Linked DNA regions of Mus musculus: region 2 is linked to region 1. A link is a loop called in an ENCODE intact Hi-C map of the cell type or tissue named here. Cell type or tissue: left cerebral cortex. All regions are shown on one strand.

What was found. A loop is a pair of places that touch in the nucleus more often than their neighbours do. Peaks named below come from ENCODE experiments on the same cell type or tissue, not always from the same donor. Only the 100,000 strongest peaks of a DNase experiment are listed, where the experiment ranks them.
Region 2: it touches region 1 in a loop (2.8-fold over the local background); 2 of 42 quality-filtered maps call a loop at or near these places.

The regions. Positions count from the first base shown.
Region 1 is chr1:185,184,499-185,192,498 of GRCm38, forward strand. No RefSeq gene overlaps it. Among named protein-coding and RNA genes, the nearest start is that of Rab3gap2, 16 kb to the right of the region's middle. In left cerebral cortex, a CTCF peak has its summit at 3,057; DNase peaks (open chromatin) are centred at 1,218, 1,743, 3,056 and 5,608; H3K27ac peaks cover 1,313 bases.
Region 2 is chr1:184,915,016-184,923,015 of GRCm38, forward strand. It overlaps Mark1 (MAP/microtubule affinity regulating kinase 1), which reads right to left. Exons shown (of 18, transcript NM_145515.2): 7 at 6,537-6,593; 8 at 4,503-4,739; 9 at 4,295-4,414; 10 at 1,064-1,163. Among named protein-coding and RNA genes, the nearest start is that of C130074G19Rik, 36 kb to the left of the region's middle. In left cerebral cortex, a CTCF peak has its summit at 3,685 (motif pointing left); DNase peaks (open chromatin) are centred at 3,670, 4,599, 5,230 and 5,532; H3K27ac peaks cover 2,057 bases.

The DNA of each region.
Region 1 (8,000 bases):
AGTATTGAAGATCATAGTACCTGTGGGTTGGGTAAAAGAAACAGACTCTAAGTGTATGCTTTAGACATGTATAGGAATAGTACAATATGCTTTTAGAGGGACATTAAATGATGACAAGGTCTATGGTAAAAATGTTTGTTTGGTGGCATATTTATCATCTTACCGGTCAGGAGGCTGAGGTAGAAGAATCAGGAGTTTGGGGCTACATAGCCAGACCCTGTCTTTAAAAAAAAAAAAAAGTTTTTAATCCACGGCAACTAAAAATACTTACAGAGACAAAATCTATACCTACAAGGACAATCACAACAATAACAAGCACAATAATGATGACCGTTTATTGAGCTTGGCACATGTGCCAGATACCGTGTCCAGAAAACCCACCAATAGCATGAGAGTACTGTCAAATTCAGCTGTCAACTGGAAGAGTTGTAGCATCACTTGGGCACTGTGAGCGGAACCATCCTCTGGTCTGGGATCCTTGACTGTATGAAGAGTAGGACATGAACTCAACATCAGCATTCATCGCTTTCTTCTTCCTGGCTAAGGATAAAAGGTGACCGGCTGCTTCAGGCTCCTGCTGCCTTGACTCCCCTGTCAGGATAGACTATGCCTTGGAATTGTGAACCAAAATAAGGTCTTCCTACGTCTCCTTTGTCAGGTTGTCTTATTAGAGCAACAGAACAGTAACTGAGATCATGGGGTAGACCTCACTTTGTTGAGGAAGGGGTAGAGGTGCCATGTAGCCCTGGTGGCCTTTAACTGGGTGTGTATCTGAGGATGACCTTGAACTCCTGATCATCCTACCTCCACCTACTGAGTGGAGTGGCCTTACATTTGAGTTACCACCATGTTCAGTTTTTATGTAGTGCTAGGGCTCGAACCCAGGGTTACATCCATGCTAGCAACTGAACTACAGTCACAAGCATTCTGTAAAGGACCCTCAACTTTGTATCCTAAATGAGTCTCTCAGGGTCTGATTGATCATCCCCCCACCCAGTTATGCCAGGCTCTACCGTACCGTATGCCGGGCTCTGCCACCCGGGGTGCATAGATTTAGCTCATGCTTTCTGAAGACAAGCTTGGCCCTGGCAAGGATGACTTCAGATTCTCACGTGTATCTCCCGTTCCCTCCCCCCCACTTCCCTTCCCTAACCACCTCCACTTGTACTTTAACTCAGTCTTTTAAAACTAGATGGGGGCATCCAGGAAGTATCTGCTTCCCTTTTTATTCCACAGTCGAACAGGTCTCCTAGCAACCCTGGCTCTTCGCAGCCTGGGAGGTGGATGTGTTGAGGGAGTCTGGGAGGCAGAGGTGAGAATGCGAGGAAAGCTCTTTCCTCCTAGGCCCTGAAGTACAGAATTGCTACTTCACAGTAATTAATATCACTGAAAGAGGCATTCGTCCTCCTCCGTGCCATAGCGTACGTTCAAGCCTCAGGGTAACAAATGATTTGTTAAGGAGGGAGGGCCAGCCTGCACTTTTGTGCCTGAATCAGAGATTATTTGAAAGATAGTGAAAGGCGCTGCTAGCCTTGGGCACTGGCAAGAAGAACGGTGAAATTAAGCACAATTGGGGAGTGGGAGCAAGGTCAGTTAGATCAACATGCTGGTCTCAAAATATATACTGAACTGTTCTTTGGTGATGATATAACTTTAAGGCCAGAGGGTATCTTAGGATCATGCTGTTCAAATACTGTAGTTTTAAGCTGATTAAGTCGAGGCCCAGAGATGTATGATGGTTCAGAGAAGGTCAGAGCTGGTGCTTGAACGCCGTTCCCTGAGGTCAGCACGGCACTTCTAACTACCCAGTGCTGCCCATACAGATGAGCCATACTGGCACACCACTCAGGGGACGAGCTGCAAAACAGCATGGTGCTTAAGAGTAAAGCCTGTGCTATAGGCAGAGCAGAAGTCACTGAGTCACAAGAGTGTGCCCTTGGCCTCACTGGTAACTCGTCCTTCCTGACTGAGCAAAGACAGATGACAGACGGGAAATGCAGAGAGCTGATTGGTCTGCATCTTCAACTGCTGTTCTTAAGAGATTGAGTCGTGTCTTCATCCTAACAGCCGTATGGAGAAGGAAAATGATCCCCTATTCCCAGTGACTCCAAACAGCCCATCCACTCGGTTTCAGAGCTAGTTCTGGTAAGTTCTAACAAGCTTTAGAATTGCACCAAAATTCTTCGTTGTGAGTTTCAAAGATCCAAGTCAAATGATCTTTGAGGAACAACTCAGAGCAACTCAAAGACTGTGAGGGGCACTTCAGACACCAGGGTGAGAGGATTGGACCTGGAGCTCTGTTCTCTGCCTGGACCTTCTCTCTGGGTCTTTCCAGAACTCTCTTATCTGCTTTTTAAGCAAGACTTCCCATGTGGGCATTCGGGCATATACCTGTAATCCTAGCACTTGGGAGATGGCGGCAGGAAGATTCCAAGTTCTGAGACTCCACTGAGGCCCCTCATACATTCACCTGAAGTTGATACCCTCCCCTAAACCATCACTCTGCCAGGGAGGAGTTGGTTAGCCAGCACCTGCCACTGGCCCATGCCTCTGTAAGTGGTAGGGAGGGGTAGACACTGGCCGGGGGTGGGGGGTGCAAAAAGTAGCACCAACGAGAACAGAGCAGTAGCCATTGTTATCAGTTGCATCTCATTTATAGGAAGTGCAGGGGCTCAGCGCTACTTCCATTGCCACGTGGTTTCCCTCCCTCCAGCACACATGCTCATATTCTCGGACCACTAATAAATAAACTTGGATGAAAACATTGGCAGCCCAGGGAATTCTGGATGAGTTAACCAGCTTTGTCCCACATGGTCCACATCCAGGTAGCCTATAGGACTCCTCCAATGTCTGGGAGCAGGAGACTGTGCTGCTCATGGAAGCCGGAGCGGGGAAGCGAAAGTCGTTGCTCTAGTCTTGGTTTTGTCTAACTCTGTAGCCTTTGGGAAACCCTTTCCTCTTTCTTGCTCTCTGTTCTTGCTGTGTAAGTGGGAGAAGTCAGACAGACCCATCTGACCCCATTATCCTACAATCCACATGCAACAGAGAATGTCACTGCCCCCTCTAGTGGTTCCTCCAAATTAGGAAAAGAACTCAGAGCATCTGAGTTCCTACTTCGCTAGAGAGCATGGCACACTCCTACTGAAGTTGAAGGGCAGAGAGTGAGAGAGCACGCTGTTGCATGGGCATGCGCACGCACGTGGGACAAGCATCCTGACTGCTCTTCACCAAGACACCATGTCCACACAGTAGACAGAAATACACGGTGCTTTCAAAACAACAAAAAAAAAAAAAGCCAGCAGTTTGCCAACTGTGACCACTGTGAAGCCAGTGGAGGGTTAGAGGAAAGGAAAGATCAGGCTCGCCAATGCTATTAATCAAAATTCTTTTATTCCTGAAACTTTATTGAGGGTGTGCTGAAGTGCCGTACCAAAGCCGAGATCTTCATGTCTAGCCCTCTTGGTGCTTGCTGGCTACGACAGGACTCAGAGATTGTATAAATAAAGGAATAAACATTGCCATAGAGACCTGAGACTTCTCTGGGACTAGCATGGTAACAGTGACCTTATCTGGGAAACTATCCTTAAGGAAGTGATCCTTAAACTGATGTTGTATAGTACTTTCCTGAGGAGACACAACACAAACATCCCCAGGTAGGGAAACAACGCCAGGCCCAAGGAATGATTCTAGCCAAGTCAACTTGGAAAACGAATGAGTTACACCTAGGTGTTTGACTGGACTGCTTGACAGCTACAACCCTTAAAAGGCCACCCAGAAAGGTGACATATCATGAAAGCTGCACCCCTGGAGCTCTCCCTGCCAAGCAGTGGCCAGACAGCTTGGAGCAGCTCCTCCAGGCAACTCTGCCTCAGTTGTTTAACTTTTGCAGCAACTGTTACTGCCTCTATCCTTGGGCAGAGGCCTTGAGGACCTTGTAAGTCTCCATTCTCCGGGGTTTGGAAAGTTAGTCTCTTGCCTCCCTCCTCCCTCCAGCCAGGAATGTGTCACAATGGAAGACACTAACTGGCTGAGTTATCTGACTACTAGGAGGAACCAGCTCCATCCTGGATTAATTAGGTCATAAAGAGAGCTAAGGCCAAACAGATTGTGATAAAAATTTTAAATTTTAAAAGACTTCATGCAAATGTCTTTTACATTTACCCAGACCGTGATCTGGGGATGCACAGAGGACGAATAAGACACTATTGCCCTCACAGTGATCTATAGAGGACAAAGGAAGCTTGGAGTCCATCATAGCTGTGTTCCCAGAAGGCTGTGGTTGCAAATCAGCATAGTTATGATGTCGATGGGCATGTGCAGGATGTAATAGACAAGTATGCCTTAATGGCCACCACACCTCAGGGAGCTGAGGCTTCTCAGGATGCATTTGGTGGTGTGTGCTCTTCTGAGTAAGGCAGCCCGGGTCCAGACCCGAGCTTCTTAAGCTTTGACTCTTGCAACCCCCTTCTGTCTAAAAAAAAAAAAAAAGTATGCATAATCCTGGTGTGCAGCATATAAAATAGGCAAGCTAATCAAACATCTACTGATAATAATTCACGAAGAAATTCATTTAGAGCCACTGCAGAGTTATCCAACTGGTCAAAATGTATGTGGAGAACACGTGACGGGGATGCTCAGCCCTGATCAGCCCTTGAACAACATAACCCCAAGGCCTACAGCTCGGGAAACGGTGTGGACAACAGCCTAGAACTCCTGTCAAGACAGAAGACCAAAATATCTGCCGTGAGATAGTATCTTCTAGACATGGCAGGGATGCTGCTACCAGGAATCTTGACTGCATGGTCACCTAAACAAGATGTAACGACAACACCAGTCAACTTTCCAATAAGATTGGGAAAATACCTGGCCCCGCCCCCAGATTATGATGTACAGGTGATCGAGTCAATGGATGTTGAAAGAGAGAATCAGTTTTCTCCAGGCATGAACCTCTAGGGAGTTACCCAATCCCAGGGACCAGCCCTAAACACACATGCATAGCAGCAACGCTATGTGTGCATGCGTGTGTGTGTGTGTGTGTGTGTGTGTGTGTCTAACAATAATAATTATAGAAAACGAAGTCATAAACTTGAGAGGGAGGGGGAGTAGATACAGAAGAAGTTGGAGAGGCAGGGCAGAGATGATGTAAGCACAGTACTCATGAACAAAATTCTTAAAAAGTAAATTAAAAACATTACTTAGGAATAATTTGATAGGCGTGTAGTTTTAACATCTGTCAATGATTAAAGCACATTTGCATACCAATGAGATGACTGTTTATTTTCATATAAAGAATGAAATCTTGGCTGAATATTTGGTACTGAAGGACTCCGAGCACCTACATTCGATGCGTGTGCGTATTTATGTGCACGCACATGGTGCACACGCACAGGCACCAGAAGACAATCTTTGGTGTCTGTCCTTAGATGCTGTCTACGGTGTTTTGCGATATAGAATATAGTGGTGACTTTTCTGTTACTGTGGTAACGCATCAAGACCAAAAGCAAATGAAGGAAGAGAGAAAGAAAGAAGAGACCATTTTCTCAGGGAGACACAGCAGCAAGTGGCAGGCGTGGCGGCAGGAGCAGGAAGCTTAGAGATCATATATATCCTGAAGCATGAGACTGAGGGAGTGGGCGTGGGTAGAGGAGAAGTTGGAGATGGGAGCGGGGGGAGAGTGGAGCAGATATAATGTAAACGCAGTACTTATGTATGGAATTTTCAAAAAATAAATTTAAAACTTTTCTTTGAAACAACTCTTCGATAGACATTTAATTTTATCAATTATTAAAGATTAAAGCCAATTTGCATACTAATGAGATGAATGTGTTTCCTTTTTTTTTTTTTTTTTTTTTCCTTCGAGGCAGGGTTTCTCTGTGTAGCCCTGGCTGTCCTGGATCTCACTCTGTAGACCAGGCTGGCCTCGAACTCAGAACTCCTCCTGCCTCTGCCTCCCACGTGCTGGGATTAAAGGTGTGTCCATATGGGTGTATGTGAATATTTGTGCCTGGGTGAATGAGTCCATGAGATCCTAGAGTTTTTTTTTTCTTTTTTTAAGATTGCATCTCTCAAAGTGGCCCTGGGTCTCTTGAAACTCGCTACGTAGACCAGGCTATAGATCACAGAGATCCGCCTGCCTCTGCCTCCCAAATGCTGATATTAAAGTCATGTACAACCACACCCGGCCCAAAGAGTATTTTGAAGGTGTGGTGAATGAGTGAATGATCTGGGATTGATGAATGAATGAGTAAGACAATGGATGGATGAGTTAGTAAGTAAATGAATGAATGAAGTATTGATTCTTGGGACTTTTCTACTTTAGGTCTCTTAAGTTCAAGATCCTTGTAGAAAACATTATTATAGAGCTGGTGGCCCTTGGGAGGTGACCTTGTGCCCCGGAGGGACATTAGCAGTGTTCAGGGTGTTTCTGGTCCCCACAACCGACCTGAGTAACACTAACATGTACAGTGTGAGGAAAGAACAGTGTTATTGGTACAAAAATGACAATGGTGCTACATGACACTTTCCAGAGGCCATCTTCTGCAGTGTACGCATAAAGCAGAAGGTTACAGGTCCTCGGTGTGACATCACTAGAGCCACAACTGAGCAGGGTGTGACCTCGGGCCTCTGTTCCAATATGGTTTTAGTTTGCACAATAAAGGCAAGATGTACTGCTGCCACATGCTGGCTCATTATCCTAACACTCTGGAGGCTTGAGCAGGAGGATTGTGAGTTCAAGGCGAGCCTGGGCTGCATAGTGAGATCCTTTGTCAAAGAAAACTAAATTGCCAGCAAGATAGCCCAAAGACTAGAGGTGCCTGAGACCAAGCCATGTCTGGATCCACGTGGTGATAGGCAACTCCCACAAGGTGTCTGTCCTCCGACCTCCAAGCAAACCCTGGCACATGTGTGTGCACACACAGCTGCACAATGAATAATTGTTTTAAAAAATTCAAAACACCAATAAGCAAAATATAAACACATAAAAAGGCACATACACACATACATAACCACCAATACACACACGCGTGCGCACAGTCCCCAAAGTTATGGCTAATATTTAAATAGTGAAATTAGAATTAGTTGAAAGCATACATTTGAAGACACATCTACTGAGAAGCTACAACTCCATTGGAACAGCACTGATTCGGAATGCTTCTTAGCAAATCTCAAGGAAGAAGAATCCTGATTAGTAAAAAGCACTCGCATTGAGGATGTGATTGGTAGCTATCCTTGCCTTCAAATGTCTTACACTGTGACCATGTTCATTTATTCAAACCACTCAAAGTTTCCTTTTCATATTTATTAGTGACTTTTGTTAAACCTCCTTTCTATAGATCCATGGTCAATACTAAATACATTAAATTAAAATATAGAAAACATTCAAAGAATTTCACTTACTAAGATATTAATGTGCATTTACCAGGGCTCCATTTAGTGCTGAAATATTTATTAATACACGAATGAATTATTAATCCCTTTATTTTATTCATTACTTAACATCTCAGCAATTTTGAAATTTAATTTCTTTGGAAAAAAAATCTCAAAATAGATTTTTGCCAGTTTATGGAGCTTTTTTTTTTATCATAACAACAAAAATATTTTTCTCCAAGGGGAAAGTTTATTCTAGAGAATGAGGCTTACCTAGAATGGCTAAGCTCTGCTAAGCCTACAAATTGCATAATGTCAGGTAAACATAAAGTATATAATTAGTGTGCAAAGGTGAAGCGGGAGAGAGGGAGCAGACAGGCAGAACGGTGCTGCGCAGCGGCAGCCACTGCTGGGCTGTGGTTTAGCGGGTTACTAGCGTGGTTTCACAAGATTTCAAAAAGTGAACTGTGATGGTTCCTTCCTGCACATAAAACCCATATTCATTCTGTGTTATCATAAATGGAAGTAACTTTAAACATTAACAGCTGTTATTCACAGAATCCCTCGGCACCGAGTCTTTGAGCACAACAGTTAACCTTTTCCCTTTCAAACAGCAGCTAGGTCCGTCCGTC
Region 2 (8,000 bases), 270 kb before region 1:
CTAATTTTTGTGTGTGTACAGAATTATTTATGTTACAGATTTAATATATTAAGCATATTTTTCATATCTTGGGACATCTCTGAGCTGGCTGGCTTTGTCCACACAGGCTGGCATGTCTAAACCTCACACAAAGCCTCGCTCTCTCTTCTTTCTCTCTCAGCACAGCCTCAGCCACTCATGAGAGGCCAGCATCTCAACCAAGAACCTGCTTCCTTTCTCATCTGCAGTTCCCAGCTTTTCTTTGAAGGCTTGACTTCCACAATGTTCCCACCAGGTTCTTAATGAGGACTGGGGGCAGGGAGGGTCGGCTTGGCTGAGGAATGAGAGCAGAGATGGTGAGGCAGTGTGCTCAGAGCTTAGAATCCAGTCCTGACCCTGGCTGGACCTTTCAGTCTGCTCGGTGCTAATAGTTACAGTGGCCACTCTTCCAGTGAGGGAGTGCAGAAAGAAAGAGTTACAAATTTGTCTAATTTATTTTAATTTTTGTTACAGTTGTCAACCATTGAACAGCATCACAGATATACATGAGAACAAACTAAGGAAGTTGGATATTTTAAATTTTAAATTTTAAAGTCCTGTGGATAGCCCTGGGACTAATTGTATTTGATGTTAATTCTGTTTCCCTGTGAGGGGCTGCGAACAGGAATGAGTCAGCACTCAAGTGATTTCCTATAAACCTTCTTCCCACCTTAATTTATAAATAAAGGAGCCGGGCGTGGTGGATTTGGGCAGAGAAAGAGGGGAAGGTGGAGCTGAAGGTTTTAGGAGAGAAAGGGGGTGGGGAGAGGACAACAGAGGAGGAGGAAGGAAAGCAGAGCAGAAGCCCATGGCCTGGAGAAACCGCAGGTTCTAAGGGGTCTCATAGAGGTGGAAGATGGTAGTGTAGCGGTAGATCTGCCAATCTAGGCGCACAGCATGTAATCATATGAACTGTGTTGTGTTTTCACTGCCCGGGCTTCTTTGGGTTGGAGATTTACCGCAACAACACATGTAAACAGTGCGTGCCAGCAGACGCTTTCGCGTGTAGCCACGAGCGCGCCTCGCACAGGACTTAGCTACTTACCTATTCTTTTTGCATCGCTGAGATCAAGCTCAGGCTCAGAGTACGGCTTTAGCTCTTCTTCCTCATGACCAACATTCATCCATCGGTCTTTCATTATTTGCTAGGAAATAAACGCTAGGTCATGTCTGGTGAATTACAACATTTCGGCCCACGCCTCAAACGTGAAGTGCATTGGTTCACGCAACAAGAATCACGTGACACTTTCAAATAAACTTACTCCATGTACCGTAATTAATGGTCTAACAGGAGGTGTGGGTCTCTAGTCACCCACAATCTTATCACAACTCTATTATCCACTTCTCACCAAGGCAATGCTCAAATAATCCTCCTTTCACATCGCTTCAAAAGGAATATTTCCAAACCGCAAAGTTTTATCATGAGAACCTGACTTTAACTTTTGCTTCATGTATATATGTGTGTGTGTGTGTGTGTGTGTGTGTGTGTGTATGTATATATATATATACACACACATATATATACATATATATGTATATGTGATAAATAAAAATTTATTTTTTCTGGTCATGTATTTATTTTAAAATCCCACACCCCAGAAAGAGAAGATCTTGGGGATGGAAATCTAGGCTGCTCTGTCCAGGTAACTAAAGAATATGGGAAAGGATGGTGGTAAAAATTAAGGTCTAGAATCAGAAATCAGGTAGACATCAAAGTGAAAACAGGTATTGGTGTGCATATCCTAATCAAATAACCTGATGCTGTGCACACCTGCCCTGGGTTGTTAAAGACAATCTTGTGGAGACAGAACACCGAATGAGAGAAAACAGCTATAGCCAGGGAAGGAGATAGTATCTGGAATATGTAAAGAAGACCTATAAAAAGTATGCTGCAAACTACACCCTAAAATTATTACTGGCTAAAAAGCTATGTTATACATAGAGGAGTGTTTTGAAATAGCCGTTTTAAAAACCAGTTTACAGATCCCCCCAACACACACACACACACACACATACACACACACACACACACACACACTCACACAATGTAAAGCTTACTAACTGTAACTGGTACAGAGGGCTGGCAAGGTGGTTAAGAGTCCTAGCTATTCTGGAGGAATTCATTTGATCCCCAGAACCCACAAGTGGCTCACAACCATCTATGACTCCAGTTCTAGGGGATCCAGTGCTGGCTACCATGGGTACCAGGCAAGCACATGATGCAGAGACATCCATGCAAGCAAAACACACACATAAACATAAAATTTTTAAAATTACATAGAATAAAAATGAAGTTGCAGCTGCATCTGCTGCCATCCGGGCCCTGCCATCTGGGTCCCGGTCTCACGGGGCACTTTGGAGAGCAGATAGGTACATGTATAAGCTGAGGTAGCCTGGCCTTAGCCACTGTCCTATCTTCCTGTGGGGGTTTGAATAGATGTGGCCTCCACAGACCCATGTGTTTGAATGTGTGTCCATAGGGAGTGGCACTGTTAGGAGGTATGGCCTAGGTTGAAGGAAGTGTGTCACTTTGGAGGTGGACTCTCCTCAAGCTACATCTAAAGTGAGAAAGTCCCTTTCTACCATTCTTCCCACCATGATAATGGACTGAACCTCTGAACTGGTAAGCCAGCCCCAATTAAATGTTTTCCTTTATAAGGGTTGCCATGGTCATGGTATTTCTTCACAATGCTGTCTGAAGCAATGACCCTGCAGCCCTTGGCTATGGGCATCTACAAGGGCCACAGAGTGACAATGACGGGGAGGGGCTGAGTAACTTGCTACTCCAGTTTCTGAGGCCGGCCGGGATCCTCGCCTCCTGCTCAGGAGCTGGCTTTGTCGGCCTAAACCGTGAGGTCTAGACCATTTTCATCCTTTTAATGTCAGGAATGAAAGACTAAACATCTGGCTAGCTAGTCTAGCCAACATTAAGGTCAGCGAATGAGTCGTCTTTGAGGGAAGCAGTTCTCTTTATCAGGGGTCCACAGAGATGGGTGAGCTCTGTCTCCCAGGGACTTTGTTCCTTCTACTCTGCCCTATGCACTGCTGCTTCCCCTCTGGGAATGTTACTGACACGCAGCTGAAGGGGCTTCCTGACACAGGCGGATCCCACCTCCACCTCTAGCCTCTCCCAGCATTGGTACACACTCACAAACACACATATACATGATTTAAGTAAATCTTTTTTTAAAAAAGTGGCCCCCAGAGCAGGACCGGGAGGGTGACATTTTACTGAAATGCCAGTCTTTTAGATCTAAGGAGGCTGGTTTTCAATTGTGAGAGATCACATGCTTTTCTATGAATGGTTGGAAGTAAGCTGAGAAGAATGGTAACACAAAAGCGGGCTCACTACAGACAGCAACATTAGCATGCCTTTTCTCCTCCAGAGGAAAACCACAAAAACCCTAAACACTTAAGGGCTTCTCGGAGTTCCCTGTGCTTCCAATGCAGCTGAGAAGACTTTAAAAGTCCAAGGCAAGATGAGTACTGAGTCTCTGACATTCTTTTAGTTCAGGTCAAAATATTCCTAAGGACAAACGAAGGGGCTGAAGGGATGTCTTAGATTAAATGCACTTTTCTAAGGTTCAGTTCCCAGACTCACAAGGCAGCTCACAACCATCTGTAACTCTAGATCTAGGGAATGTATCACCCTCTTCTGGCCTCTGAGGGTACTGCATGCATGTAATTCACACACATACAAACACTAATATACATTCAAAGACAAACAAGCAAACAAGGAAGGGAGCAAACACCCCAAAATTTTAAATACCGAAGAAAACCCAGATAGGGAAAATGCTTAAGATGATGAGTTATCTTAGTTACAGTGTAAGGAAGGATCTGGGTTACAAGAACTCTGCTGGTTCTGCAGCAGGCCATGTAAACTGGTGCCGAATAGACTGTGTGGGCCACAGCCATGTGCTAAGTAGACAGCACCTGCCCGTATGCTCTACTCACGTATCTGTAGGTTTCTGTATTCAAGCTTCTATTTGGTTTCACATGATTTCAGAGAGTGAAGAACTAACTGGGTTCGAATTTTCAGTCACTTTCAACCTTCAAATATCTGGTCAGCCTTAACCAGCATTAAAGGTTTTTTGTTTTGGACCAGGTAGTTTCTGACAAAGACTAGGTTTATCCTCTTCAAAAGTTAATTTTGTCTCCATTGTGCCAGTTTTAACGACTCACCAAAGAACCAAGAAGAACTAACCCTTCGGTGAGCGCTGGCCCTACAACATCTGTACTGCATTCTGAGCGCGCACCCAGAACAGCGCGCACTCACCTCCAGGCTGCCCCGCTTTATGGGATTCAGCACTAACAGTTTCTTCAGGAGATTCTCACAGTCTGTGGACATGTAGAAGGGGATGCGGTACTTCCCTCGAAGGACTCGCTCCCGAAGTTCCTTTGACAAAGAAGGAAAGTATTTGTTAAGTAGCAGTTGACATTACCGCTCCTGCGGAAGGGGGTGTCGGCACCAAACAGGCATATACCTTTAGATTCTGGCCATCAAACGGCAGCGAGCCACTGACCAGCGTGTAGAGAATGACGCCCAGACTCCACACATCCACTTCTGGCCCATCGTACTTCTTGCCTTGGAAAAGCTCGGGGGCAGCATAAGGCGGGCTTCCACAGAATGTGTCCAATTTGTTCCCCACTGTGAATTCATTGCTAAAACCAAAGTCAGCAATTTTAATATTCATATCAGCATCAAGGAGAAGGTTTTCAGCCTAAGAGGAAAATAATAAAAAGGACAATGTAAAAAGCGTACACAAAATAAAAATGCTATACCTGTTTCAGATTCTAAGCACACTTGGGCATGCCTCTCATTTTAAAATGTAACATTAAATTTTGCAGTGCATAACTGTCCAAACAACATCTGTGGAAGTCTGAATTTTGACACTCAAAAAGGAAAGCTCATAGGAGCTATAAACACATTTCCCCCCCAAAGTTTATTTTAAATGTTTTTAACTTTCTGCTAAGAGGCATCTTGGAACTGTACCTTACCAGAACCTAAGGTAAGGAACACACACTGAAATCACTGCTTCGCCTCAGACTTAAGCCACACTCAGCCAGGGGAGCACCATTTTCACAGGTAGTTGATGCTAAGCTCCAGGGTCTTTCTAAAACGACTGCTGCAGGCCCTCCGACTCCTTTACTCAGCCCCACATCCCCTCTGACAGAATGCTTAGTGAAAGGAAACAAACTGGAACAGTTTGGCTCCCACAGACTTTATTTTCAGCAACGCTTGCTGTTCTAAAAGTAGAGTCCTGTCTAGAGTCACGTTCTATAGGAAGCAGAGACTCTGCTCCCATGTTTGAGAGGCTCTTCTAAAACAATTGCTCAAAGATAAAAAATGGAAATGTCTTTTATAAACACAAGCAACTTAATGAACACTTGCTTTGTGAATGCTTCATTTCAAATTCTATTTCCAACTGACGAATAAATAGACCAATAAAGCTACAGGTCGGTTTGTAGATGTGCTCAGCCAGAGTCCGCAAAGGGGGAAACTGACGGAGATGAAATCAGAGAACCCTGTGCTTCACTGGAGGACCTGCCACGTGTCTCCTGCCTCCAGGTCTCCGCTCCTTCATTTTCTTTTATGGTGTTCTAGCTTCTCCTACACTTGTGAAGAGTCTAACTACAGCAGTGGTGGCTAGTGTTAACTGTCAACAGAGTTAAGAGTTAACTGTGGGGAGGCCTGTGGGGACACTGGCCCAGGCCATGCACATGCCTATAATCTCAGCCTGGGCTAGCCACACAGTAAAATCCTGTCTCAAAAACCCCGAACCCAAACCCAAGCCAAAGCTTCCCAACCCTAAGCCCCTAACCATCCGAACCCCTGCCCCAAAACAACAACAACCACCAAACAAAAACAGAAAAGAAAGAAGGAAAGAAAGAGAAACCAAAAACCCAACCAACTAATGAACAAATAAAACAGCAGCAGCAACAACAACAACAAATGCCTTCCTGATATAAGGGCCTAAGTCTCCTTGGCCATCTGTAGTAGGGTGGACATACCTAGTTCCTAACCTGCCCTTTAATACAGCTCCTCATGCTGTGGTGAACCCCAACCATAAAATTATTTTCATTGCAACTTCATAACTGTGATTTTACTACTGTCTGAATCCTAATGTAAACATCAGATATCTAATATGTCACCCCTGTGAAAGGGTCATTGGACCTCCAGAGGGTCACAGCTCACAGGTTGAGAACCGCTGGTCTAGATGGAACTCTAAGTAACCGCATTGCCCCCAAAGAGACCAGCATGCAATGCTGAGGTCTCTGTCCAGGGATAGATGGGAATCCTCTCTCCCCTGGACTGGACTGAACACACAGTTGTTGAACGTGATTTTTTTTTAAATATAAAGATGAGTTGTTGAGCTATGAATCAAACAAAGGAAGTGGGTAAGTAGCCTCTTCATGCTAGCACAGCAAATGCCCTTATTCATCAAGCCTTCTCCCCAGCCCCGTTATTATTACATATTTTCATAATTAATATTTTAATTTTTAAAGCAGCAGCTTACCTTAAGATCACGGTGAACAATGCATTTTTGATGGCAATACTGTACAGCAGATACAATCTAAAAGAAATATTTGGATAAAAAGTCAAAATTATTTTTTGATTACTTAATTTTAATATTTATCATTTTCAATTTGGATAAAGTACTAACTTTGATTGTAAAAATAATAGCAATTTCATGATTCCTTTAGTTTAGAAAACTATGCTTATTAAAGAGATAAAGCATTTAAATGTGGGACATAATATTTTTTTTGGAGAAAACATACTACCATTTTTTTTTTTGGTCAACATTTATGGAAATTCTTTATACAAGTTAAATTTCAACTTACATGAGTCAAAGTATATCATTTATAGTTTTTTTAAAGATTTATTTTATGCATGTGCGTACACTGTAGCTGTCTTCAGACACACACAAGGAAAGGGCATCGGATCCCATTACAGATGGTTGTGAGCTACCATGTGGGTGCTGGAACTGAACTCAGGACCTCTGGAAGAGCAGTCGGTGCTCTTAAGCACTGAGCCATCTCTCCAGCCCCTCCTTTGTAGTTTAGAACAAGGGTTTACTACAAGGCTGGCACATAAACTAGCATCCAAGATGGCTGACTGGAGTTTAAGCAAAGTGACCTGGGATGACATCACATGGCTTAAGTCCCTTAACTTATCAACAACTAATCTGTCAAATACTTAACAACATCTCATATTTTCTGCTCAAATATAAGGAAATAGGAAAAAAGCTAACTCTCAAAAAGAAAACAAATAATCAAGAAATGAGATACAAGTTACCTTACACTTGCCCCCAATTTCACTGGGCAAAGCACTGTGCAGTGCACATACATTCTGCAGCCATAGCCCTTAACTAGTGTGTAGGACTCTGAGATAAAGGCCAGACAGGGGAGTGCCCATCAATGGAAAGGCCTCAAATACAAATAAGCAATAGATTATAAGCTTTTCTCTGATGATTCTTTAATAGACCTCTACAGCAATCGGTAAGGAGCTACCCTATATGTGTAACTATAACTGGTGCCTCAAAGGATGATCATTTTAGTGTGGAGCTGTGGGGTCAGTTAAATGTGAATCCAGTGTGGATGCAGGTTAGCCATTCACAGATGGAGACAGAAGGGAGATTTCCGCAGTCTAACAGTGGCATGAAGTCCGCTGTGTTACTAGAACGAAGGGAAGGATCCAAAGCACAGTTAAGTGGCACTCCAGTGTTAGGAAGCTGTGTGTGTGTCAAAATGGCTCCATGACAAGACATGGATTTAAAAAACAAAACTACCAACACACAATGAATAAATACCTCAATGAAATTCATTTTAATCAAGTCAGTTTATTGAGCAGCTGCTATGTGCTCGTTCCCAGGGAGTGCAAACACGACCACTACAGAGCTTGCAGTTGCATTAAGAGGGGAGAGTGAGTGACTGTCATCCAGGCAGAATCACAGACGAGAGGTGCAGGGAAGGGAGGGGCC